Linked DNA regions of Homo sapiens: all the other regions are linked to region 1. A link is an interaction called in ENCODE POLR2A ChIA-PET data of the cell type or tissue named here. Cell type or tissue: CD4-positive, alpha-beta T cell. All regions are shown on one strand. Region 1 overlaps STK40 (serine/threonine kinase 40). Region 2 holds the start of SH3D21 (SH3 domain containing 21). Region 3 holds the start of SNORA63C (small nucleolar RNA, H/ACA box 63C).

What was found. ChIA-PET counts read pairs that join two places held together with the same protein. Peaks named below come from ENCODE experiments on the same cell type or tissue, not always from the same donor. Only the 100,000 strongest peaks of a DNase experiment are listed, where the experiment ranks them.
Region 2: POLR2A ChIA-PET joins it to region 1 with 17 read pairs; 15 of 35 experiments call an interaction of 5 or more read pairs at or near these places.
Region 3: POLR2A ChIA-PET joins it to region 1 with 11 read pairs; 14 of 35 experiments call an interaction of 5 or more read pairs at or near these places.

What each region holds. Positions count from the first base shown.
Region 1 is chr1:36,362,553-36,370,552 of GRCh38, reverse strand. All of the region lies in intron 1 of STK40 (serine/threonine kinase 40), which reads left to right. Among named protein-coding and RNA genes, the nearest start is that of STK40, 19 kb to the left of the region's middle. RefSeq lists enhancers at 123-790, 791-1,459. In CD4-positive, alpha-beta T cell, CTCF peaks have their summits at 1,179 and 1,381 (motif pointing right); DNase peaks (open chromatin) are centred at 1,372, 3,302 and 4,062; H3K4me3 peaks cover 285 bases; H3K27ac peaks cover 3,357 bases.
Region 2 is chr1:36,302,041-36,310,040 of GRCh38, reverse strand. It overlaps THRAP3 (thyroid hormone receptor associated protein 3), which reads right to left. Exons shown (of 12, transcript NM_005119.4): 12 at 4,684-6,245. The coding sequence ends at 6,024. It overlaps SH3D21 (SH3 domain containing 21), which reads right to left and starts at 3,673. Exons shown (of 16, transcript NM_001162530.2): 1 at 3,617-3,673; 2 at 3,286-3,443; 3 at 3,136-3,199; 4 at 2,756-2,874; 5 at 2,434-2,524; 6 at 2,216-2,271; 7 at 2,078-2,123; 8 at 1,832-1,932; 9 at 1,566-1,652; 10 at 451-493. The coding sequence starts at 3,620. RefSeq lists enhancers at 2,773-2,822, 2,625-3,425 and silencers at 2,923-3,362, 3,583-3,632. In CD4-positive, alpha-beta T cell, a CTCF peak has its summit at 3,588; DNase peaks (open chromatin) are centred at 2,350, 3,010, 3,670 and 5,350; H3K4me3 peaks cover 1,742 bases; H3K27ac peaks cover 932 bases.
Region 3 is chr1:36,417,556-36,425,555 of GRCh38, reverse strand. It overlaps OSCP1 (organic solute carrier partner 1), which reads left to right. Exons shown (of 10, transcript NM_145047.5): 5 at 2,090-2,193; 6 at 2,660-2,788; 7 at 3,337-3,406; 8 at 4,941-5,080; 9 at 6,502-6,565; 10 at 7,301-7,650. The coding sequence ends at 7,417. It overlaps SNORA63C (small nucleolar RNA, H/ACA box 63C), which reads left to right and starts at 6,978; the gene lies at 6,978-7,108. RefSeq lists an enhancer at 3,819-4,318. In CD4-positive, alpha-beta T cell, CTCF peaks have their summits at 4,356 and 4,564 (motif pointing right); a DNase peak (open chromatin) is centred at 4,575; H3K4me3 peaks cover 543 bases; H3K27ac peaks cover 1,019 bases.

The sequences.
Region 1 (8,000 bases):
GTTGCATCGCGCATTCAGATTTCACATCACTCACCTAGAGTGTTGTCATTTCACCCCAGGTGTAGTCAGATAAATGCATGGTTAGGCCAGAAGTTCTCTTTTCAGAGAAGCGCAAGTGGTTGGAATTTTTCTGACCAGCAGAAGGACTTTCACACCACAAACCTGGAGTGGCCTGGAGGACCTGTCACCAGTGTGAAGGGACAGGCCAGGCTGCCACTCACACACTCCCCACATCTTGCCGCAGGAAAGCAGATCGTTTGGCTGGATTTGGGGGATTCTCCCGCACAGGGCCTGGTCCATCCCTTCATCAGTGAGGGCTTCTGCACAGCTGCAGGCATGTTATGAACAGTTTTAATTCTTCAGTAGGGGTTGCTCTCCAGCAGCAAATGCTGTCTAAGCAAAACCCCCGGTAATCAGCCAGCCTAGTCCCCATTCTGCCTCATGCATTTCTGACATGGGACTTTTCCTGGACAGACTATCCAGTGCAGCCCCAGTTACCTACAGCTGTGGCACCCTGTCTCCAGCCATGACTTGGCAGATACTGGCTAGTCTGACCATCTGTACTTTCTTCAGGGTCCCACTCCAGCCACTGGCCCCTCCTTGGACAGAGTTTTCCTGTGAATCACACCTTGTACCTCTTTATTCAACTGCCTCTGTCTCCTGCCCCAGCAGGGACCATGGTGCCTTATAGATGCCCAGCAAACAGCCCCACACTGTGTTCTCTTCCAGCTTTGCGCCAGGCAGTGGGCTGGGTGCAGGGAGGCAGCGGTGGATTGGAGTTGCTCCCTCAAGGGAGCCCACAGCCTGAGATGGGGGAGTCAGACAGATAAACCAATGGTTGCAGCACAGTGGGAGGGGACGGAGGTGTACTCAGGTGCTCTGGGGGTTGGAGGAGGAGCAGCCAGCTTTGGCAGGAGGCCTTCTGTGAAGACTTTCTGCAGCAGGTGACATTTCAGTGAGGACCAAGGGAGAAGGATGTGCCAACCAGGGAGAGTTGGGCGGGGCAGGGGTGTTCATGGCATACTCGGGATTGTGTCATTTGGTGTGGCTGGATTTAGGGTGCATATAAAGGCAGTGAGGCTGGAGAAGTATTCTAGGTCTGCTTAGGCTCACTGAGGAATTGGGGTTCTTCCTGAAGAGCATGGAGCCCTTGGAGGACCTCCACAGCAGGCAGAGAGACGGCAGCCTCCTGGGATCTGATTGCCCAGCCCCACTTACACAGGTGGCTGAGGTGAGCTCTTCCCATGGAGTGCATCCTTCCTGATCAGCCTGAGGAGAGCAGGGCCCCACCATCCTGCACCTGGTGCAGAAAAACCCTGTGAAGCTGCACTACAGAAAGACACCACCAGGTGGCAGGCCTGGAGATTGCATGGAGGCCCCGCCCCCCCAACCAATTCTTTGATAATAGCACAGTGTTGAAGAGAGGGGGCCATAAAAGACTGAATTCCTGTTCATGCCAGGCTGGCTCTGCCCAACATATATGAGACTGCAAGTTCTGCCACTGTGGGCTGTGTACCCACAAGCCACAGGTCCCTCTGAACCTGTGAATCAGGTCTTGGGAGCTATTCGAGCAGGCTGGATTTTCTCCTCTGCCTCGGGGGACCTGAGAGTAAGTTACAGACTTCATGACCCTTCACCCCAAAACACTTGAGTATGTATCACCTAAGAACAAGGGCATTCTCCTGTAGAACCACAATGCAATTTGCAAGTTCAGGAAATTTAACTGATACAATACTATTATCTAATAAACAGTCTATATTCAGATTTTACCAGTTGTCCAATCATGTCTTTTATACCTTTTTTCTCCCAGATCACCCATTGTATTTCTTTGTTGTATGTCTTTAGTCTCCTTTAATCTAGAATCATTCTTCAGCTTTTCTTTAACTGTCTGACATGGATGTTTTTGAAACATACAGGCCTATTGTGAATGTCCTTCAATTTGGGTTTGTTTCATGATTAGATTCAAATTATACATTTTTGGAAAAAAAAATAGCATGAGTAGATTGGGGGTGGTGGCTCACGCCTGTAATCCTAGCACTTTGGGAGGCCAAGGTGGAAGGATCACTTTAGCCCAGGAGTTCGAGACCAGCCTATGCAACATAGCAAGACCTCCTCTCTACAAAACATTTTAAAAATTAGCCAGGTATGGTAATGTGTGCCAGTAGTCTCAGCTACCCAGGAGGCTGAGGTGGGAGAATCACTTGGGCCTGGCAGGTGGAAGCTGCACTCCAGTCTGGGTGACAGAGCAAGACCCTGTCTCGAAAAAAAATATATATATAGCATGAGTAGTACATGTTTATTAAGGGCATCATGTTAGGAGGTGTGTGATGCCAGTTTGTTCTGTTATTGGTGATAGTAACTTTGACCAGTTGGTTAAGATTGCAGCTTGCCTTTTAAAAAATATAGGTATATTTACACACAGTGATTTCACATGTCTTTTAACTGTGCTGTTCAATTGTTTTGACCAGTGCACACACCCAGAAGCTATGTCCTTCGGCAGTAAAAGTTTTACAGCACAATATATGTGCTCTGCTCTCCTCCCGCAATCCTGCTCCAAGAGATCTTAAGCTGGAGGCACCAGGTCTGAATTCCAGACTCCTCCCCACCACCCACACTTCACCTCCAACTGGAGCATGACCACAGACCCATTCAGGGAGGCTGGCGGACTCTTCATCCTGGACAGTCCCTTACTGTATGTCAAGTAGGTAATTGCCAGCATGTGTGCGCTCCTATGTGGCTGCCTGTGGGGATGCTTCTCAGTGTAGAGTGGGGGACCCTCCATGCCTTGGCCAGGCTTCAGCTCCTTTGTAGTTGGGTAGACATGAGGACAGACTGAGCTGGGGAGATCAGTGGTGGCGTTTCATCTGCTCAGTGCCATCTTTGTACCCCTCATCCCTATGGAGATTGGTGTGTCTACCAGGTGGAACCATGGGGTAGAGCTATCCCTGCCAGCTTTCCTGGACCTGGTCACACTATACCACTGGACTCCGGGCATCTTCAGCCTTGGAACCCTTATGTGGCTCTGATGGCTTGGCTTTCACTGCCTTGCTGGGAGATCTGGGCTCACGTTGCCTGGTAGCTTTAGGGTGAGATGACTTTAGCCCCAAATTGACAGAGTAAGATCAGGTACCCCCTACTCAGGCCACGCAGTGGGAGCTGTCCCACAGGTGAGGCCCTCTCACACTGAGGCCCACAGTTGCTCCCCAGGCTTGGCAAAGCAATGGAACCCCCTGCTTTCAGAATCAGGCACAGCTACAGCCTGCGGACGGCGGAGTGCCAGCTGGGCTCTCTTGCTCTTTCCTGGCCTCCTCCCCTCACCCTCATTGTTGCCTCTCTGAGCTTCCTGTTGAGTTCAGGTTCTAAGGGGACTGGTGCTGACTTGTGAGGATAGAATGTAGAAGAGTTGGCCAGGTGTGGTGGCTCATGTCTGTAATCCCAGCACTTTGGGAGGCCAAGGCAGGCGGATTACCTAAGGTCAGGAGTTCAAGACCAGCCTGGCCAACATGGTGAAACCCTGTCTCTACTAAAAATACAAAAAAAAAAAAAAAAAATTAGCTGGGTGTGGTGGTAGATGCCTGTAATCTCAGGTACTTGGGAGGCTGAAGCAGAAGAATCACTTGAGCCCGGGAGGCAGAGGTTGCAGTGAGCAGAGATTGCGCCATTGCACTCCAGCCTGGGCAACAGAGCAAGACTCTGTCTCAAAAAAAAAAAAAAAAGAAGAAGAAGAATGTAGAAGAGTTAACAGATTCAAAGCTCCGGAGACTGCTAAGCAAGGACTGTTGAGTTCCTGGGGCACCGAGTAGTGGACCATGCACCCCAGCCTGAGGACCAGGTGTCTGGGGGGACCTGGGCTCCCAGTCTTCCTGAGACCAGAGTAGCTGGGGCATCATCACAGATCTCACTGTGAAGCCGGGATCCCTCTGAGCAGGCCCTCTAGAGGAGTGTTTGTGGACCACTTGCAGGCGTGTCTCTGGAGGGACGCACAGCCAGATGATTGGAGGATGGGGCAGGGAAAGGGGGGTCTGTCCCTGGGAGCTGTGTCTTTGCTCACCCTACTAGTAAGCCTGCAGCAGCTTCCGGTTTTCTGGGCCTGCCTCTTCATGACGCTTCCTTTGCTTCAGTCAACTCTGGGTAGCATGAAGGGGTGGCAGGAAGGGAGGCAGCCTTGCTCCCTCTTCCCCCACAAGCATCTTTTTCATCTCCCTGCGCGTCTGTTGCCATCCTTCTGTCGGCCTGTGTCTTGGAGCAGTTCCCACGCCATTTGCTTGAGTCGAATCCTGAGATGGGGGAGGGGCGGGTCAGGCTGAGCCCACTGATTGTCTGTGCTGCAGCTGCTCCCTGCAAACTGTTGTCTAGACCATGCCTGTGCGTAGGCGCGTAGGCAGCGTCTACACAGATGTTACGCGCCTCCATGGTGGTCTCCAGGGACCTGGGAAAGAAAGAGGTGGCTTACTGCTCCCGGGAAGACAGAGAACAGGATCAGAAGGGTGGTGATACCAACTTACTATTGGAGGCAGTGGGCAGCGCAGGACAGGCCCAGGGCCGCCGACCCTGGCAATGACTGTCACCAGCTGGAGGGAAGGTATCCGTTCACTCATGGAGTATCTGCTGGGCCTGGCAGTGGGCTGCAGTGGTTTTATATATATGTTTATACATTTGTTTTTCCTTGTGAAATTTTTAGTTGTGGTGGAATTTTTCTGGTGGAGGGGGGCAGACATTAAGCATATAAACACAAATAAATACATAGTTACAAAATCTGGAAAGTACTATGGAGGAAAATTACAGACCACCATGAGTGAGACTAACTGGGACCCACTGGTCATGAGGTTATCAAGGAAGACTTCTCTGAGGAAGTGATACTTAGATTGAGAAGGATGCGTAGGAGTTAGGCAAGCAAAGAGCAGGAACACAGTGCCAGACACATTACTGCCCAGCTTTTAAAGATATTTCTAGAAGCAGTTTTACCCTTCTCTGCTTTTATGTGAATGACACTGAATCTGCTTCCAGCATGAGCCTCTTTGGCAGAAGGCCCAGCCAAGCCTAACTGTGGCTTCTGCTCCATCTGGGGACTGTTGGGGCTCAGTGAGTTACACAATCCTAGTTATTCTCAAAATTAAGTCATGGCTGTGCTCCCCAGTGGCACAGCTCTGAAAACAAATTGGGAGCCTGGTAGATTAGACCTGCAGTGCAATGGATCATCCCTCTTACTTTCTGGTGCACCACATATAGTCAGTCTCCTAGGGTTTAGAATAAGGGCCAAAACAGGCCGGGCGCGGTGCTCATGCCTGTAATCCCAACACTTTGGGAGGCCGAGGCGGGCGTATCGCCTGAGGTCGGGAGTTCGAGACCAGCCTGACCAACATGGAAGAACCCCATCTCTACTAAAAATACAAAATTAGGTGGGTGTGGTGGCACATGCCTGTAATCCCAGCTACTTGGGAGGCTGAGCAGGAGAATCACTTGAACCTGGGAGGCGGAGGTTGCGGTGAGCCAAGATCATGCCATTGCACTCCAGCCTGGGCAACAAGAGCGAGACTCCGTCTCAAAAAAAAAAAAAAAAAAAAGAATAAGGACCAAAACAATAGCATGTGAGGATTTCACCTTACTGGTGAAGACACACCTGTCCTCAGAGTAGGAGACGGCTTCCAGGAGTATCAGCAAAAACAAACTAAAGGAAAAGACAGAAATATTTAACTACATAAAAAGTCAACCTTATTTTTAATTTTAATTTAAAAAATGTAAATGTTATATTAATTTTATTGAGATGGGTCTCGCAACGTTGCCCAGGCTGGTCTCGAACTCCTGGGCTCAAGCAATCCTCCCGCCTCAGCCTCCCAAAGTGCTGGGATTACAGGCATGAGCCACCGCACCCAGCCCTTAACCATTTCTTTTTATTTTTTTAATTAAAAAAAAAAGATGAAAAAGCTATATGTCAGTTACATCCTTACATAGAAAGAGTTTCTAAAAATCAGTAACACTAATACATAGCAGTAAAAAATAGAAAAAGAATATAAAGGAAATTCATAAAAGAAATAATAGACACAGCCAGTAAGCATATGAAACAAATTCAACCTCAGAAATAATGAAAGAATTACGGATTTTAAAATGCTATGCTTTTTGTTGGCCACCCAATTAGCCATTTATAAGAGTAAGGAAATAACTCAGTCCTGGTGTAAGTTCTGGAACTCACTGGACTGTAAATTGGCACAGCCATCCTGGAAGCAGCCTGGCAGCATCTGTCAAATACCTTAAAAACATGTCCCCCTTGTATTAGCCTAATGGGGATTTTTTTTAAATGTGCCCCACTTGACTCTGCAATTCTGCTTCTTGGAATTTATCCAGAGGGAGACAGATAAGTATGACAAGATGTATATTTTTGTTGTTGTTGTTGTTTTTTCTTTTGAGACGGAGTCTTGCTCTGTCACCCAGGCTGGAGTACAGTGGTGCGATCTCAGCTCACTGCAAGCTCCGCCTCCTGGGTTCACACTATTCTCCTGCCTCAGCCTCCCGAGTAGCTGGGACTACAGGTGCCCACCACCACACCCGGCTAATTTTTTGTATTTTTAGTAGAGACAGGGTTTCACCGTGTTAACCAGGATGGTCTCGATCTCCTGACCTCGTGATCTTCCCTCCTTGGCCTCCCAAAGTGCTGGGATTACAGGTGTGAGCCACCGCGCTTGGCTGACAAGATGTATACTTGTATGTGCGTGACTATTAATTCTTTTTTTTTTTTTTTTTGAGACAGAGTCTCACTCTGTCACCCAGGCTGGAGTGCAGTGGTGTGATCTGGGCTCACTGCAAGCTCCGCCTCCCAGGTTCACACTATTCTCCTGCCTCAGCCTTCCAAGTAGCTGGGACTACAGGGGCCCGCCACCATGCTCAGCTAATTTTTTTTTTTTTTTGTATTTTTAGTAGAGACGGGGTTTCACAGTGTTAGCCAGGATGGTCTCGCTCTCCTGACCTGGTGATCCGCCCGCTTCGGCCTCCCAAAGTGCTGGTATTACAGGCGTGAGCCACTGCGCCCGGCTAATTCTTTTTAAATGGAAAGAACCTAGATGTCCATAAATAGGGAATGGTCAGAGAAATCACTGTATATTTGTACCAAGGAGCCTGTGTAGCTATCTCAAGTGATGTTGCAAAAGAATATTGTGATGCAGGGATGTTAATGGGTTTTTGTTTTGTTTTTTACAGCTTTATTGAGATGTATTTCACATACTATACAATTTATCCTTAATGGTTTTTGTTTGTTTTAAGATGGAGTCTTGCTGTGTCCCCTAGGCTGGAGTACAATGGCGCCATCTCAGCTCATGCAACCTCCGCCTCCCCAGTTCAAGCGATTTTCCTGCCTCAGCCTCCCGAGACAGGCGCCCACCATCATGCCCAGCTAATTTTTTTTTTGAGACAGAGTCTTACTCTGTTGCCCAGGCTGAAGTGCAGTGGCGTGATCTCAGCTCACTGTAGACTCCGTGTCCTGGGTTCAAGCGATTCTCGTGCCTCAGCCACCAAGTAGGTGGGATTACAGGTGTGCACCACCAGGACCAGCTAATTTCTGTATTTTTAGTAGAGACGGGGTTTCACCATGTTGGCCAGGCTGGCCTTGAACTCCTGACTTCAGGTGATCCACCCACCTCGGCCTCCCTAAGTGTTGGGATTAAAAGCATGGAGTCAATGCGCCAGACCTCCCTTAATGTATTTTAGGTGGGAAAAAAGGAAACATAAAATAGCATTACAGTGTGGTCCACATGTTTGTAATAATAAAACTTTATATAAGCATACACACAGTCACACACAGGAAAAACATGCTTGAATGTTAACAGCAGTTATATCTGGGAGGTAAGGTCATGGGTACCTTATTTTCTTATTTTTGCACATGCGTATTTTCTAATGTTTCTGCAGAGAACATCAGTTACTTTTATATGAAGAAAAATACAGGAACAGGCTGGAGTTCTGTGTTTTTGAGTCCATTATGGAAGGGTAAAGGCTACACTCCTAAGGTGGGT
Region 2 (8,000 bases), 61 kb after region 1:
GGAGCTTGCAGTGAGCCGAGATTGAGCCACTGCACTCCAGTCTGGGCGACAGAGTGAGACTCCGTCTCAAAAAAATAAATAAAAAAAGATAAATAAAAAGACATCCCACAGACACACAGAGAGCTATTCACTGACACATAAGACACATGAACATACACAGTCTTATATATGAACAGACATATTCATATGTTTCCTTACAAAATGAAACAAATCTATACCCACCAATAGCCACATTCTCAAGACACACAGAGCAACACTGACATATTAACACACACACAAACTGACCCACACATTGATTCACGTACATTCCTACCCAGCTTTTGACCCACAGGTGAGGGGGCTCCTATAGGGGCATACTGGACCACTGGGGTGCTGTGGGTGTTTATAAGCAACTGGACTGGTGGGTCTCCCAGAGAACACCCCCCAATCCCAGGCTCCCCGGGCACTCACCTGATTCCCGAGATACCACTTTCCGTGGGACCAGCTTCTTGATCTATGCCGAAAAGAAGTAAAGGTTGAGCATCCTTAATCTAAAAATCAGAAATCCAAAATGCAGGCCAGGCGTGGTGGCTCACACCTATAATCCCAGCACTTTGGGAGTGGATCACTTGAGGACAGAAGTTCGAGACCAGCTTGGCCAACATGGCAAAATCCCGTCTCTACTAAAAATACAAAAATTAGCTGGATGTGGTGGCATGCACGTGTAATCCCAGCTACTCTGGAGGCTGAGGCAGGAGAGTCGCTTGAACCTGAGAGGGGGAGGTTGCAGTGAGTGGCGATCCTGCCGCTGCACTCTAGTCTGTGCAATAGAGCGAGACTCTGTCTTCAAGAAAAAAAAAAAAAAAATCTAAAATGCTCCAAAATCTGAAACTTTCTGAGTACCAACATAACGCCTTAAGTGGAAAATTCCACACCTGACCTAACTCATGTGACAGGTCTCAGTCAAAATTTGTTTCATGCACAAAATTATTAAAACTACTGCACAAAATCACCTTCAGGCTATGGCTTAAGGTGTATATGAAACATAAATGAATTTCGTGTTTAGGTTGGGGTCCCATTCCCAAGCTATCTTTTTTTTTTTTTCTTTTTGAGATAGAGTCTTGCTCTTGTTGCCTAGGCTGGAGTGCAATGGCACAATCTCGGCTCACTGCAACCTCCGCCTCCTGAGTAGCTGGGATTACACATGCATGCCACCACGCCCAGCTAATTTTTGTATTTTTAGTAAAGATGGGGTTTCACCATGTTGGCCAGGCTAGTCTTGAACTCCTGACTTTGTGATCCACCCGCCTCGGCCTCCCAAAAGTGCTGGGATTACAGGCGTGAGCCACCGTACCCGGCAGCTATCTCATGTATATGCAAAAATTCCCAAATCCGAAACACTTCTGGTCCCAAGCCTTTTGGATAAGCGATACTCAACCGGTATTAGAATCCAAAAGGAGCCCCCACATGTCTAGGTCCACCCTCATTTAGTGACCCTCCAGCTAGGTCCGGAGAGTGCCCATGATCCCCACCTTTGTCCAAAATAGCCTGCCCCTGCCACCTGAGTGTCTTGGCTCTGTACTCACTGGGGGTGGTGGGAGTACAAAGTTGTCTGGAAAAACTCCTCTTCGTCCTTGACACTCTCCTTCCCACCAGCCCTTATCCTCTGTGGTCTGGAAAAGAAACACGCCAGTGGGGAGGTGAGCCAGGTCCCCCAAGGTCCTTTCCGGGGTCCCACTCCTTCTTATGGATATAATTTCAACGTTTATTTTAGATTCAGGGGGTACATGTGCAGGTCTACCCTTTCTCAACACCGGCTTCCCTGGGCCCCCCCACCCTGTTCGTCTCACACCTTGCTGAGTACTTTTACCACGTCCCCCCTCCGCAGCGCCAACTCGTCTGGGGCCTCAGGCTGGTAGTCAAACAGGACCCTGTAGACCTCAGGGTGGGAGACTGGGAAGAGGTCAGTCCACTGTCCTCTGAAGCCAAGCCTCCCCCATCCATCAGCAGCCCCCACCTCCATCAGCCTAGCTGGCCCACCAAGTCACAACCTTGGGAGTGGCTGAGGGAGTGGGGGACCCTTTGGATGGGTGCTCACCTGTCTGCAGGTAGTCTGGAGGGCTGTCATAGGCCAGGCTGCTCAGCTAGTGGGGGAAGGGGCAGGGAGGAACTAGATGAGCCTCCAACCACCCCAAGAGGAACTCACCACCTCTGTGCCTACTCTGAGCCAACTTACCTTGGGAGGCCGCTGGGGACCAGGGCTGACTGAAGGCATGTCTGGGTTACCAAGGCCTAGTGGGGGACAGTGAGGTTAGGGAGGGTGCTAATTCACAGGTTAGGTCATGGGAGAGGGTCAGAGGGGTCACAGGGTCAGGATATGTGAATCACAGGCTCATGCCACTGGGAGGGTCATTGGAGATTGCGAGTCACAGGGTCACAGAGTCGAGGTCTCACTTGGGGGCCCACTGTCCAGCAATTCCACAAAGTTGGATGGGAAGGCTCCCAGCTGCCCGTTCTTCTTCCCCAGCCACCAGCCGTCCTCAATCTGGGGAGAGGGGAGGACGCAGAGGCGTCTGGTTCTGCCCCAAGAGTCCCTAGGATAATCTGCCACCCTTGGTTCTGCCCAAGCGCCCCTTCCTCCCTCCTTCCCTCCCGCGCTTCCCCGTATCTGCACCGTCGCCATTCCCACCGTCCACACCCTCACTTCCCACCCCGCTCACTAGGGAGGCGCGTTCCATCATCCTCCCCCAAACGGTCCCATCACCTCACCCCTCACCTCCTTTATCATTTCCACGATCTCCCCAGCTTGCAGCTTCAGCTCGTCCGCCTGCTCTGGGCTGTAGCTGAAGTTCACTTTGCACCATCTTTGGGGCCTCGGGTGTTTGGCAGGATGACCTAGCACCGGACAAGCGCGGCTGAGCTCCAGTCGGACGCCCCAGTCAGAGGAGCTGGGGGAAGCGCAAGGCGCGCACGTAGCCTTTGGTCCCTCCAGCCCCGCCCCAGGGCGGAGCATTGCACTCGAGAACCAATCACAGACCGCAGGGCGGCCCCGAGGTCCCGCCCAGAGCCGCGCCCGTCACTAAGAGCCGGAGACGCCGGGGTCGCACTGGCTCCGTGCACCCGCCCACCGGCGCCCGTCCCCGCCCTTGCGCTCACCTCGGCGGCGCGCACAGCGCGGCCTCCGCGCCTCTCCGGAGCCCCGCAGGGTCTCTGGGATCTCCTGGGAATCAGGGCACGGGGAAGGCGCTCTCAGCTCCCGGGGGGCGCGCGCTGAGACCCCACAGCCCGCCCCTGGCTCGGCCTCACCTGCACCAGGCGCTCGGGGAAGAGGCCATAGCGGCCCCCAAACTCTCCGCGAAGCCAGCCCCGCGCGGGCACCCAGCGCACCTGCCGGACCACGTCCCCGGGCGCCAGACTCAGCTCGTCCTCCTTCTGCGCGCGGTATCCGGCCAGGACGAGGACTTCTGCGGGCGGAAGACGGGGCCGGCGTGCGGCTCAGAAAGGCCCAGCCGGGCAGCCTGGCTAGGGCGGGCGTGTCCCCAAGCACCGTAGAGGGCAGCGGGGGTCGGGGGGTGGTGTGGGCTCTTGCTATGTCCACGGTTGCAGAGAGAGGCCACCTCAAAGCCTCCGCACTTACCCATGGTTTCCGGGGCGCCCTCCAGAGCCTGGCAGCTCCCTCTGACGGCCGAGTACTGGGCCCGCGCAGGGTGCGACCTGAGGCAAGACAGTAGGGTAAAGGAGGCGTAGCCGCCAGCCGATAGGTCGGGCCAGGTGCTGGGAGTGGGTGTGGAGAGGGGGCGGCCCGGCTCAGCAGGTCCGGCCCCCAACCCCGGGGTGAGGAGGACTCCAGGGTCTCTGGCCTGTGCAGCGGTCACAGCTCCGTCACAGGTTCTTCCGCCCACCTAAATTTTAGGCCAGCCGCCTCTCCCTTTCCCTCAGCTTTTGCCCGGAGGCTCCCAGCTACAATTTGCACAGAGCCTTTCCAGGCCCACCCTTCCCCAGCTCACAAGCTTTTGGCTTGAGGGGAAAAGGTGGGGAGAGGCACATACCAGGGTGGGGCCCCCCAGCAAGTAGCAACCGCTCTAAACCGGCCTTGAGTGAATGAAGTGGCTGCCCTTGTACCAGCAATAGCTTTGAGTGGACACTTCCAGTCTGCTTTCCTTCAAGGCGTACTCCTCTCTGGCCCCGTACCCACTCTCTACCCCCATATAGGAAGGACACAGCAAAGACCCCTGCTTTGGGGCCAGAGGTCTAGTTTGGTTTCAGAAAACACCTCCAGGTTTTCCCTGGGAGTTAGGCCGGGAGAATGAATTTTACCAGCTTCCAAGATTTCTGCTCACAGTTGAGTCCCCAGCCGGCAGGAGTCTGAAGGTTAGGGCCCACCCTATGGCCAGTCCATGTGGGATAGGCTCTTTCAGGTAGAAGGCTGAGCCTACTAACCACATCCCTTGATCCCTGCCCCACCACCATGATGAAGGAAGCCAAAGTCCTTGCCTATGACACCAGTGGAAAAAATCTGTTTCTCCTGGGGTGTCCAAGGTACACAATGCTCCTCCCAGGAAGGACTGTGTCTGTCTGGGACTCCAGCAGCCTGCGCAAGGCCCCACAGGCCCTTTGTCTTTCAGGTTTTCTGAAACTGCCGTGGGAAGTTATCTACCACCCTCAACACACACACACACTCAGGATGACAATGAACAGAACCCGTTTACATCTGCCACTTCATTTATTTTATTTGCAGGAGGAGTTGAAACAAATTTTAAGGGAGATTTTCATTTTCCCCCTAAACATGAATCATTCAAGTAAAACCAACTTAACTATAGAAATGTAGCAAAGTAAGGGGAAAGCAGCACAACAACGCAAGAGGCAAAGGCTGGGGGGGAGAGGTGGGTGCAGTCCGCATATAACATATGCATAAATGCCTTATGATTCACCTGCTCAGGACCGCCTCCCCAGAAGGCAAGCACAAGGACCCATTTTAAGAGGATGTTTCCCCCCAAACATCTGAGAATGCTTCAACTTAAACAGCTTAAGGTTAAAAAGACAAAGAAAAAAAAAAAGAAACCCAAAAAAACCCCTGAACCACCCAGCCATAACCACCTTCCTTAATCGATCATAGGAGTTTCTTTTCATTTTATAAAAAGATTAATAAAAAATATTGAAAAAATTTTCTCATATTTGTAAAGATAATAGAATTCATAAGTTTCTTAGAAAACAGACCAGACACTGCCCTCCAGTTTCCACCCCGTTGCTGGGAGGATCAGCAGGACTAGAAAGTTTGGGATACTGGAGCTGCTGGTGGAGAACGGGGAAGTCCAGCCCAGAAGAAATCAGGAAATAGGGCTCAGGGGCACGTGAGGTGTGGTAAGGAGCAACTCCACGTGATACATGGCTGCGCAGAAAAGGGGAACACAAGGTGGTCGGAAAGGCCTTAAACTCCTCCTTGACATACAAAACCGGTTTTTACAAAGATCCAAGCAGTTTGGTCCCAAACTGAGGTGAACACTTCAAAGTTTATTCACATGCTTTTGTTTTCTCTTTCAAGAATCAAAGTTTCCCAAATTAAATGTTTCTAATATTACTACATATGCCTAAAAAAAGAAAAAAAAAAAAAAAAAGGAGGGGGCTTTTAAAATCAGGACAGGGGAAAAGAGATCGAAAATCATCAAATTAGTCATCTTAGCTCCAAATGAAATGAAATTAGAACAAAACTGTTGGTTTCTAATAGGAAACAAAAATCCAAGCATCGCTCTCCCGCCCTACCCCTGCCCCCACCCCACACACCAACAAATGAGAAAAACAGCTAAAGCCCAATGCGTTGTATTCTGCTCAAAAGCTGGGCCTGACCCCTGGGCCCCATGGCCAGCCTCCTCTGTCCAGTGGGAGACAGCGCCAGGGATGCCTCTCGCGGTAGTACAATCTGTGCGGCTGGTGGGGGGTGGGGGTAGGATTTTCAGAATCTTCTTGAGGTTCCTCTGTTAAGCTCCTCACCAGCCATCTTCCCAGCGCCTCTCTCCCCTGGGCAGGAATCCCGTCAAGGGTGGCCCCTACTCGGTTGTGGGCTGTATATTGTCCTTCTCTTCTCGGTTCTCTGTCCCACTCTCGTCGTCTTCAATCTCCCCTTCCTCCCCACTGAACTTGTCATGGGCCCACTTGGGGCTGGTACTTGATTTCCGGAACATGAACCGGCCCCGACCCCGAGGAAAGGCTCCTCGGCCCCGGCCCCGGCTCACCCACTTGTCACTGCCTTCGCCTTCACGGTCATCATGCTGAGGGGAAAGAAAATTGCCATCAGTGCCAGAGTGAACAAGATGTGGCCAGAGCTCTCTTCTCTGCACGCACCCAAATGTGCCTTTCCCAAAAGAACCTGTGCCCTAACCCAGCCTTTTGATCCTTTTCTGCACTTCTCCCTGTCCCCCACTCCAAAAATGCCAGTGGTTCAGATCCATGAGAATATCAGTTGGGTGATTTAGGAATTTTAAGGTAACAGCTTGGGCATTGTAACGATGATTGACAATGATGATGATTCACTGAGCAAGAACCCTTAATAGTTTAAAGAAAATAAAAACGTCACTGAGCACTGAAGTAAGACATTTATGTACTATCTCATTTAATTCTCCTATCTACCCTATCATTATCACCTCCCACTCTGCAAACGTGCTTAAAGCTTAGGAACTTTAAGCAACTCCATATGATTTAGTATATCCTCTCTCAAAGGGTGGGTTTGAGAAAGCCAATCACACCAAAACGTGCAACTCCATGTGAACTGGGTTGTTAGGCAGCTAAGAAAGGAGGCAATGCGGCTGGGTGCAGTGGCTCATGCCTGTAATCCTAGCACTTTGGGAGGCCGAGGCAGGCAGATTGTCTGAGCTCAGAATTTCGAGACCAGCCTGGGCTATACGGTGAAAACCCCGTCTCTACTAAAATACAAAAAAAAAAAAAAAAAAAAAAATTAGCCAGGCATGGGGGTGTGCGCCTGTAGTCCCAGCTACTCAGGAAGCTGACGCAGGAGAACTGCTTGAATCCAGGAGGCAGAGGCTGCAGTGAGCCAAGATCATACCACTGCACTCCAAATGCTCAGAATCCAATGTTGGGGCTGGGGCTTTCCTGATCCTCCACCTCCACACTCTCATTTTGTATCTCCCCTGTTTTATGCAAGGAGGCAGTGTGACGGGGTAGGAAAAACACTTAACCTACATTTCATTTTTTCTTTTTCACTTAGTTCAAGGAAAGGATTAACCTACATTTCAAACAATCCTTGCTCTGACAATCTCATGAGACAGAAGGAGGGATCCAATCAAACAATGAAGGAGAAAGCATTTTGAAAACCAGCAGTCATTACCTTATCAGCCCCATGACTTCAGAGTCTAAACCACCCCCCCACAAAAGCTAGGGTCTTAGGCTGTTGGAGCTCAGCTCAGCAGGTGTCAGCTTCTTCTGACCATGGCTGCTTGTTCACACTAAACGAATCAGGCTGGCAATACTCTCTCAGGTGGCAGATAGGAGCAAGGGAGAGGGCCTTTAATCTTTTCCCTACAGCAGTCCCACTCCAGCACCTAACCCGGGCCCAGCCAACTACAATTCCCTAGAGATAAGTTCAAAGGTCCTCTAGTAGCCTCAAAGCAGCTTCCAGCAGCAGCAACCCTAGAAAAGGGATGGTGGCCACGCATAGCCATCCACACACAACCTGTTTCCTAGCTGTCCAACTGACAATACAGATCCATTCCAGCCATTTTGGCAAGTGATGGAGATTCAGCTGCTCCTTTACCTTAGTTATAACACTCACACCAGCTTGGATCTTAGTCTGCTGTTACAGATCAAGGCCAAGAGAGCTCACTCAAGGCCAGGTACTTCAGCCTATAAAAGTATTAATCTGAGGGAGGCCCAGAGTGCACAGGAATGATCAACAGCCTAGATGAGAGAAGCCCCACTGGCATTTCATTTTGGAGAGACATCCCTTTCCTCAAAGAGATCCTGAGCGGTCTTTCTTGTCATTCTTGCATGAAGGAGTGGCAGAGAGGGAC
Region 3 (8,000 bases), 55 kb before region 1:
TCACCATGTTGGCCAGGCTGGTCTTGAACTCCTGACCTCATGATCCTCCCGCCTCAGCCTCCCAAAGTGCTGGGATTACTGGCGTGAGCCACTGTACCCAGCCGGCTTTACTTTTTATACACTGTCTGATTTAGTTGTCACAGTAACCCACCGAGTTATCTATTATTATTACTATTATTACCCCCAGGTTACCAAAGGGAAAACTGATGCACAGAAAGGTTGTGTAATTTCCCAAAAACCCAGAAGTGGCCCGTCCAGTATTTAAGCCTTCAGAGTCTAACATCAGTATGCCAAGCTGCCAGCTCACACATTCTTATCGCTTTGCATTTTCACTGCCTTGCACACAACAAATGCTTATTCTTTCCATTTTTTTTTTTTTTTTTGAGACAGAGTCTTGCTCTGTTGCCCAGGCTGGAGTGCAGTGGCATGATCTCGGCTCACTGCAACCTCCACCTCTGGGGTTCAAGCGATTCTCGTGCCTTGTCCTTGTGAGTAGCTGGGATTACAGGCATGAGCCACCACACCCTGGTAATTTTTTTATTTTTATTAAACACAGGGTTTCACCATGTTGGCCAGGCTGGTCTCGAACTCCTGACCTCAGGTGATCCACCCGCCTCAGCCTCCTAAAGTGCTAGGATTACAGGCGTAAGCCACCACACCCAGCCTAAGATACTTATTCTTGATTATATTACTAATATAACCTTATAGAATATTAGAGTTGAAAAGATCTTCAAGCTCATCTCTTATTTTACAGATAAGGAAGCCAAGACCCAGTAAAACTGATTAACTGCTACTATCTTTATGAGATTTAATCTGTGAGTGACCGAAACCTCTATACAGAGTACACGAACCCAGGAGAAGGAATAAGTGTAATGTGTTTTCAGTCACCTAAAAGATCCTCAAACTTAAATGTCAGCTGGATCCCCCTGCCCCAGCCCCATCCTTCTTTCTAGTCCAGCATGTGGATAAGGTTCGGGCTCCAAAGTCAGAATCACAGGAGTTTGAATCCTCAGCTCTGCCCCTTACCAGCTGGCTGACCTTGAGGAGGCATCTTAACCTCTGAGCTGCCTCATGTAGAAAGTGGCCATATGAGGTTCTTACAGCTCAAGGCCTGCAGCTGCATGGAAAGTAGGCAGGGAACCAAGGCATACGGGTGGAATTTGGAGTCACCTTTGGTTTTGAATCCTGGCCCTGCCTCTTAGCTCTCTTTGGGCAAGTCACTTCACTCTCTACTTTAGCTTTCTCGTCTTTAAAATGGGGGTAATAGGACTCACCTGGAAGGTTTGCTGCGCTGCTCAAAAGTAGTTCTGTTTGTAGCCGAGCACGGTGGCTCACGCCTGTAATCCCAGCACTTTGGGAGGCCGAGGCAGGCAGATCACTTGGGCTTAGGATTTTGAGCCTGGCCAACATGGCGAAAACCCATCTCTACAAAAAAATATAAAAATTAGCTGGGCACAGTGGCTCACACCTGTGGTCCCAGCTACTTGGGGGCTATGACGGGAGAATCGCGTGAGCTGGCGGGGCTGAGGTGGCAGTGAGGCAAGATCGTGCCACTGCACTCCAGCCTGGGTGACAAAGTGAGTCCCTATCTCAAAAAAAAAAATAGTTCTGTTTGTTAAAATACAGTTAACTCTGCAAGTGTAATTTTTTCTCCCTTCTTTTTTTTATTTTTTTATTTTTTTGAGATGAAGTCTTACTCTGTCGCCCAGGCTGGAGTGCAATGGCACGATCTTGGCTCACTGCAACCTCTGCCTTCCAGGTTCAAGCAATTCTCCTGCCTCAGCCTCCTGAGTAGCTGAGACTGCAGGTGCCCACCACCACGCCCGGCTAATTTTTTGTATTTTTAGTAGAGACAGGGTTTCACCGTGTTAGCCAGGATAGTCTCTATCTCCTGACCTCATGATCCGCCTGCCTCAGCCTCTCAAAGTGCTGGGATTACAGGCATGATCCACTGCGCCCAGCCTCTCCCTTCTTATTGTTATAAACTCATAGGTCATGTTCCCAAACCATTACGCACTTTCCACCCTCAGAATATTGATGTCTATGAAAATATACCAAGAAAAATGACAATAAATGTATTTTTTTCCAGGTATCCATGTTTCTAAAGGACAAAGTTCAGAATAATAACGGTCGCTTTGTGTTGCCGGTGTCCGGGCCTGTTCCTTGGGGAACTGAAGTTCCAGGACTCATCAGGTGAATTCCCAACAATGATCAGAGCTATGTTTGGGGTGCTAGGAAATCAGCACATGGGCCGCACACGGAATGCCGCACTGCCAAGCCACTCACAGTCTGCCCAGCCCTTCTCTTTCTTCAGTAAAACAGCTATTGAAAAAGTCAGGTTCTAATCCCCACCTTGTCACTTAGTAGAGGGACTTGAGGCAAGTTACCCAGTTCCCCAGGACTAATTTCCTCATCTGTTAAATGGTTACTGTGTGGATGAATAAGATAATAGTGCTCTAACGTGCTTACAAAGCAATTGGCACATACATATGCTCAATAAATATTATTATTGTATTATTATTATTATTATTACAACCAGCACCTTTATCTTGAAGGAGAGCATGTATTCCTTTTTTGTTCTGTAGTACAAAGAATAAAGAAGCCTCCAGGACTACCTAAGCTTGGAGAACATTCCATCATGTCATACTTTGTATTGTAGAATGTTCAACAACAAAGGTGAAGAAGTGAAGAGGATAGAATTCAAGCATGGTGGAAACTATGTCCCTGCACCCAAAGAAGGTTCTTTTGAACTTTATGGAGACCGAGTCCTGAAACTGGGAACTAACATGTAAGCAAATTCTTCTCTGAGTGAATTCAAGTCCAAGGGAGGTCACTTCATTTAAAAAAAAAAAAAGAGAAACAGCCAGACTTCTGCTATGAAAATCCCTGCCGACAATAGGAGTAATTTCCCCTTAGGTACACTGCATACAGAGGCCTGACATTTCAAAGGGCACCCAGGAACGCCAAACATAAGGCAACTCAACAGAATGAAAAGATACATGATGTTCAATAGCCATGCAAGAGAACTAGCCAAAATCTGTGTTGCAGTGGAAATCCAGAAAGACTTATCCGTTCTGTAAAGCTGCATATATTTTCAGTGATGCGTGTTACTCTTCACAAGAGGAGGCATTGCCACCCAGCCTCCCCAGGTGTTTTTCTTTAGGAAGAAGTGAAATGTGAATGGTTAACACACACTCAGTTGCATTCTGTACCCACAGCACCTTTCTGGATGCTATTTAATGTCTCAGAATAAAAGCTACAAACTATGCTTACGAGTTAGAGAGAAGTCCGTGGAAAGGGGCTGGATAATGTCACCATTTTCTGTTGACACACCAGGTACAGCGTGAATCAGCCTGTGGAAACTCATGTGTCTGGATCATCAAAGAACTTAGCCTCATGGACCCAGGTGAGCTTCTGCCTTCCTTGCCTACCCTCACAGCTTCTCTCTAGATACGGAAGTCTACATAAAGAGAGGTGAGAACGCTTTAGATTTCGGATCTAGCCAACATTTCCCCTGTTGTGTGCAATCTTCTCCATTCCACCTTACGAGTACACAGGTTTTAATTGTAGCTTTTCATGGAGACTTCCAGTGATCTCACTAATTAGGTAATTTTAGGCTTGGCTCGGCCACCATAATTAAGAGGAACCACACACCAGGACATATGCAGTAGCGTAGTACCAGTGCCATTAGGTCCGTGATTGCTGACATCAGCACTCGTGTGTATTCTGATCATTAAAACATTTCTTTTTAATGTTTCCCTCTATAGCACCGTGGTAGCTAAGTCAGAGTGGGGGGTTTTAGTTTCTCTGAATTCCATCCTTAGAAGTTTTCGCTGAACTAGCTCCCAGCTAGCTGTAGGAGAGATCACAGAATATTAAATTATTCAGCAAACATTTATTAAACTGCTTCTATGGGCTGGGGACCCAGGGACACGAAGCTGACGTAGATGTGGTCCCATCTTGAAGGGGCCTGTGGTACCCTGGGAAAGACGGTGAAAGAAACAACTCAAATGAGGTGGAGGAAGGGCTGGCTGGGGATCCTGCACAAAGTGCTGTGCCAGAGGAATTCATGTCTGTCCAGTGGACAGGGATCACAGGGATCAAGAAGGCATTTCAGAGGCGGGGATATTGAAGTGGGGCTCTAGAGTAGGTAAACTATGAAACAGCAGAGAGGGAGAAATGGGCACACGGACCAAGGTGACAGAGGGGCAAGAGTGTTCCCGGGAGGAGGATGGCGGTGTCTCCCACGAGGCTTACGTAACGGATCACAGTATCATGGAGGCTTGCTGGCAGAGACTCGCCTGGACAGGACCCTGGGGCCTGACCAGGAAGGGTGGTAAACAATTTGGGCTTTGTTCTTTCGACAGGAGGCAGAGGGCTTTGTTTCAAGCCAGGGAGAAATGAGACAAAAACTGCATTTAGGTAACTGGTGGTGGAGTGAGGGGAGAGGCAGAACAGGGGAGGCCAGGCTACAAGGAAGAGGGGTACAGGATGAGGCAGGATGAGGACTGTGAGAGGAGGGAATGGACTCGAGGGTGTGTTCCCGGCCGTCACCACCTGAGGGCAGTGTGGCAGCGCCTCTGGAAGGAGACTGGACTGAGGCGACTTGTAAATGCTGAGGGAAACCGATTGACAGGAAAGGAAGCCATACACTTCTTCAAGGAGGAAGGTAGTGAGAGGAGAAACGTGGATCCCTGGGGCTTCCACTCTTGCGGAAAGTATGAAAATCTCTGGTTTGCAAAGTTGCTACATTCCCTCTGCTACTGACGTGATTGTTTTTCTTTTGGTTAAGGCTGCTTTCTACACTTTATTTGGACCCAGAAATAATTTAAATAGCAATTGTTCTACCTTATTTTATAATACCTACCTGTGTCTCTGAGGTTTTAGCAGGAAATGTGATTGCCTTCATGTGGCTAAAAATCATGCAACTGTTTCTGCAGGAAAGCATTGCTCCAAACCCTCTTGCTAAAGAAGAGCTGAATTTCTTGGCCAGGCTGATGGGAGGGATGGAGATTAAGAAACCCAGTGGCCCTGAGCCCGGATTCCGGTTGAATCTCTTTACCACCGATGAAGAAGAGGAGTATGTTTTAAACCTGTTTCGTTAAAGACATATAAAAATCCCAAGCATGACAAGAACACAAAATGACTATTACAAACCAGTGGCACTTATAAATATTTGTGTAAATATCACAAATAAAATACCAACAAATTTAATAATCTAAATAGCCCACCAGGATGAAATGGCCTGAATCTTCCAGAGTCATTCAAAAAAAGAGATGGGGCCGGGTGCAGTGGCTCACGCCCGTAGTCCCAGCACTTTGGGAGGCCAAGGCAGGCGGATCACAAGGTCAGGAGGTCGAGGCCATCCTGGCTAACATGGTGAAACCCCGTCTCTACAAAAAAAAAAAAAAAATTAGCTGGGTGTGGTGGCACGCACCTGTAGTCCCAGCTACTCGGGAGGCTGAGGCAGGAAAATCACTTGAACCCGGGAGGCAGAGGTTGCAGTGAGCCAAGACTGCACCATTGCACTCCAGTCTGGGAGACACAGCAAGACTCTGTCTCAAAAAAAAAAAAAAAAGAGACGGTGTGATGGTGCGCACCTGTAGTCCCAGCTACCCACGAGGTTGAGGCAGAAGGATCGTCTGAGCCCAGGAATTTAAGGTTAAGCAAGCTGTGATCATGCCACTGCATTCCAGCCTAGGAGAGAGAGCAACACCCTGTCTCTAAAAAATGATAATAAACAAAACAAAAAAAGAGTTATAATGTTTTACTTATCAGAGAACAGCTGAATAAGCAGTGTTAGAAGCCAGGATGACCAGATTAAGACAGTGTGTTAAGAAACCAGAGTGAGGTTGGAGCTTGATTTCCCTGTATTAGACAGTATAACCCAAAACCAACAGCAATAGTAAATCACCCACGGTGATTTATAGTGCTTTACAGTTTACAGAGCACTTTTGCATGCATTATCTCATGTGATCCTCCTCAAAACCAAGTATTTGGCGTGAGTGTCACCTTTCATTGAACTATTAATAACTTCTTTTGTTTAATTCTGTGTGACAGGTACTATGTAAAGTCCTGGGAATGCAAAGATGTAAGACCTAGAGCCTGTCCTCAGGAAGCTCTCAGCTTAGTGGGAGAGTGAACGTGTACAGATATAAGTTATTTCAGTGCTGTGTCATGAATGCGCTAATTGAGGACAGTGACTGACTTTGCACTGGCAGATTGAAGGAGCTGGCATTTGATCTAGGTCTTGGAGTTTGCCAAGCAGAGGAAGGGAAGAAACATTCTTGGCAGGGCTTATAATGTGCAAAGTCACAGAGAGATAAAAGAACTTGACTTTCTAGGTCGTAGGGTACATTGGTGGGAGATGGGGTAGAAAGTTTAAGAGAAATGGCAGATGAGGCAGAAAAAATAGGTTGCCAACTGATCAAGAGCCAGTTTGCCATGCTGGCAGGGAAAGAACCCTAATGTTGCACCCATTTTCTTTACCATCTCATCCAGACAAGCAGCGCTAACCAGGCCAGAAGAGTTATCCTATGAAGTTATCAACATACAAGCCACCCAGGTACGTACAGGGGATAACACAGGGTCCAATCGTATTCGCTTCCTCATCTTTTTTTTTTTTTCTTGAGACAGGGTCTCGCTCTGTCACCCAGGTGAAGTGCAGTGGCTTGATCTCAGCTTACCGCAACTTCCACCTCCCAGGTTTAAGCAATTCTCATGCCTCAGCCTGCCGAGTAGTTGGGATTACAGGTGCCCGCCAATATGCCCAGCTAATTTTTTTTTTTTTTTTGTATTTTTAGTAGAGGTGGGATTTCACCAAGTTGGCCAGGCTGGTCTTAAACTCCTGACCTCAAGTGATCCACCCGCCTTGGCCTCCCAAAGTGCTGGGATTACAAAGGTGAGCCACCGTACCCAGCCTCCCTTCCTCCTTTCCTCATCTTATATAACGTTGAACTTCAGAGACCCTCTTTTTCAAGCAGGATTCAGACTACAATATAGCTGTTAAGTGCTGTATTGTCATTCCCCCTGCTCAAATTAAAGTTGTTTCTTAACTATACCCATCTGCTATTCTGTAGCAGCCAGGGATGCTTGGTCACATACATGTTGATTAAGAAAAAAAATATATAGACCCTCTTCTTCTCTCTGATCAGCCTGTAACTACAATCCCTTTTCTGACAAACAGGTGCGCAACTGAAACATATCAGTCATGGGACAAAAAACTAAGTGCCTAGTGCACAAAGAGGCGGCCTGCCAGCACAGCCTCTTCATGCCCTTTTACCTCTCATTTCCCTCATAGGACCAGCAACGGAGCGAGGAGCTGGCTCGAATCATGGGGGAGTTTGAGATCACGGAGCAGCCAAGGCTGAGCACCAGCAAAGGGGACGATTTGCTCGCCATGATGGATGAGTTATAGCTGTTCTGACCAGGCGTCCTCTGCCCCCAGGGAGAGGCTGCTGGATGGTGACCCCTGGGGAATGCCCCATGGCCCAGAATGATGCTGCTAGTTTTCTACTGAGTGAAGCCATTACGTCTATTTCTTATTTATGTTGTAAGGAACTGTGTGAGTCTCCCTTGAGGAGCACTCACTCTTGAAGGCACACACATACACATATTTTCAGTGAAATATATTCTGACTTTTAAACTTGACCTTTCCCATTTTATTCTTAATTCTGTGGCAGCCACCAAAAGCCTCCTGAGCCATAGGTTTGAGCCCCAGAGTGGGTAAGGGGTCACCCCTACTGTCATTTTCAGGATTACTATTTCAGCTTTCCTGTGGGGATCTACAAAGGCCTGTAAACATTAACAAAATCCTTGGCTTTCTGGGATACATTCTGCCTGTAGGCAAGCTTGAAATCAATGACTGTTCGAGGCAGTTGCCATAAACAGTGAGGGCTCAGTGTAAAAGACCCTCTTCTCCATGGCTCACTAGGAACTGTAACCTCAGAGGAAGAGTAAGCAAGGCCGTGACAGGGAACACTCAGCTGGCCCCAGGCAGG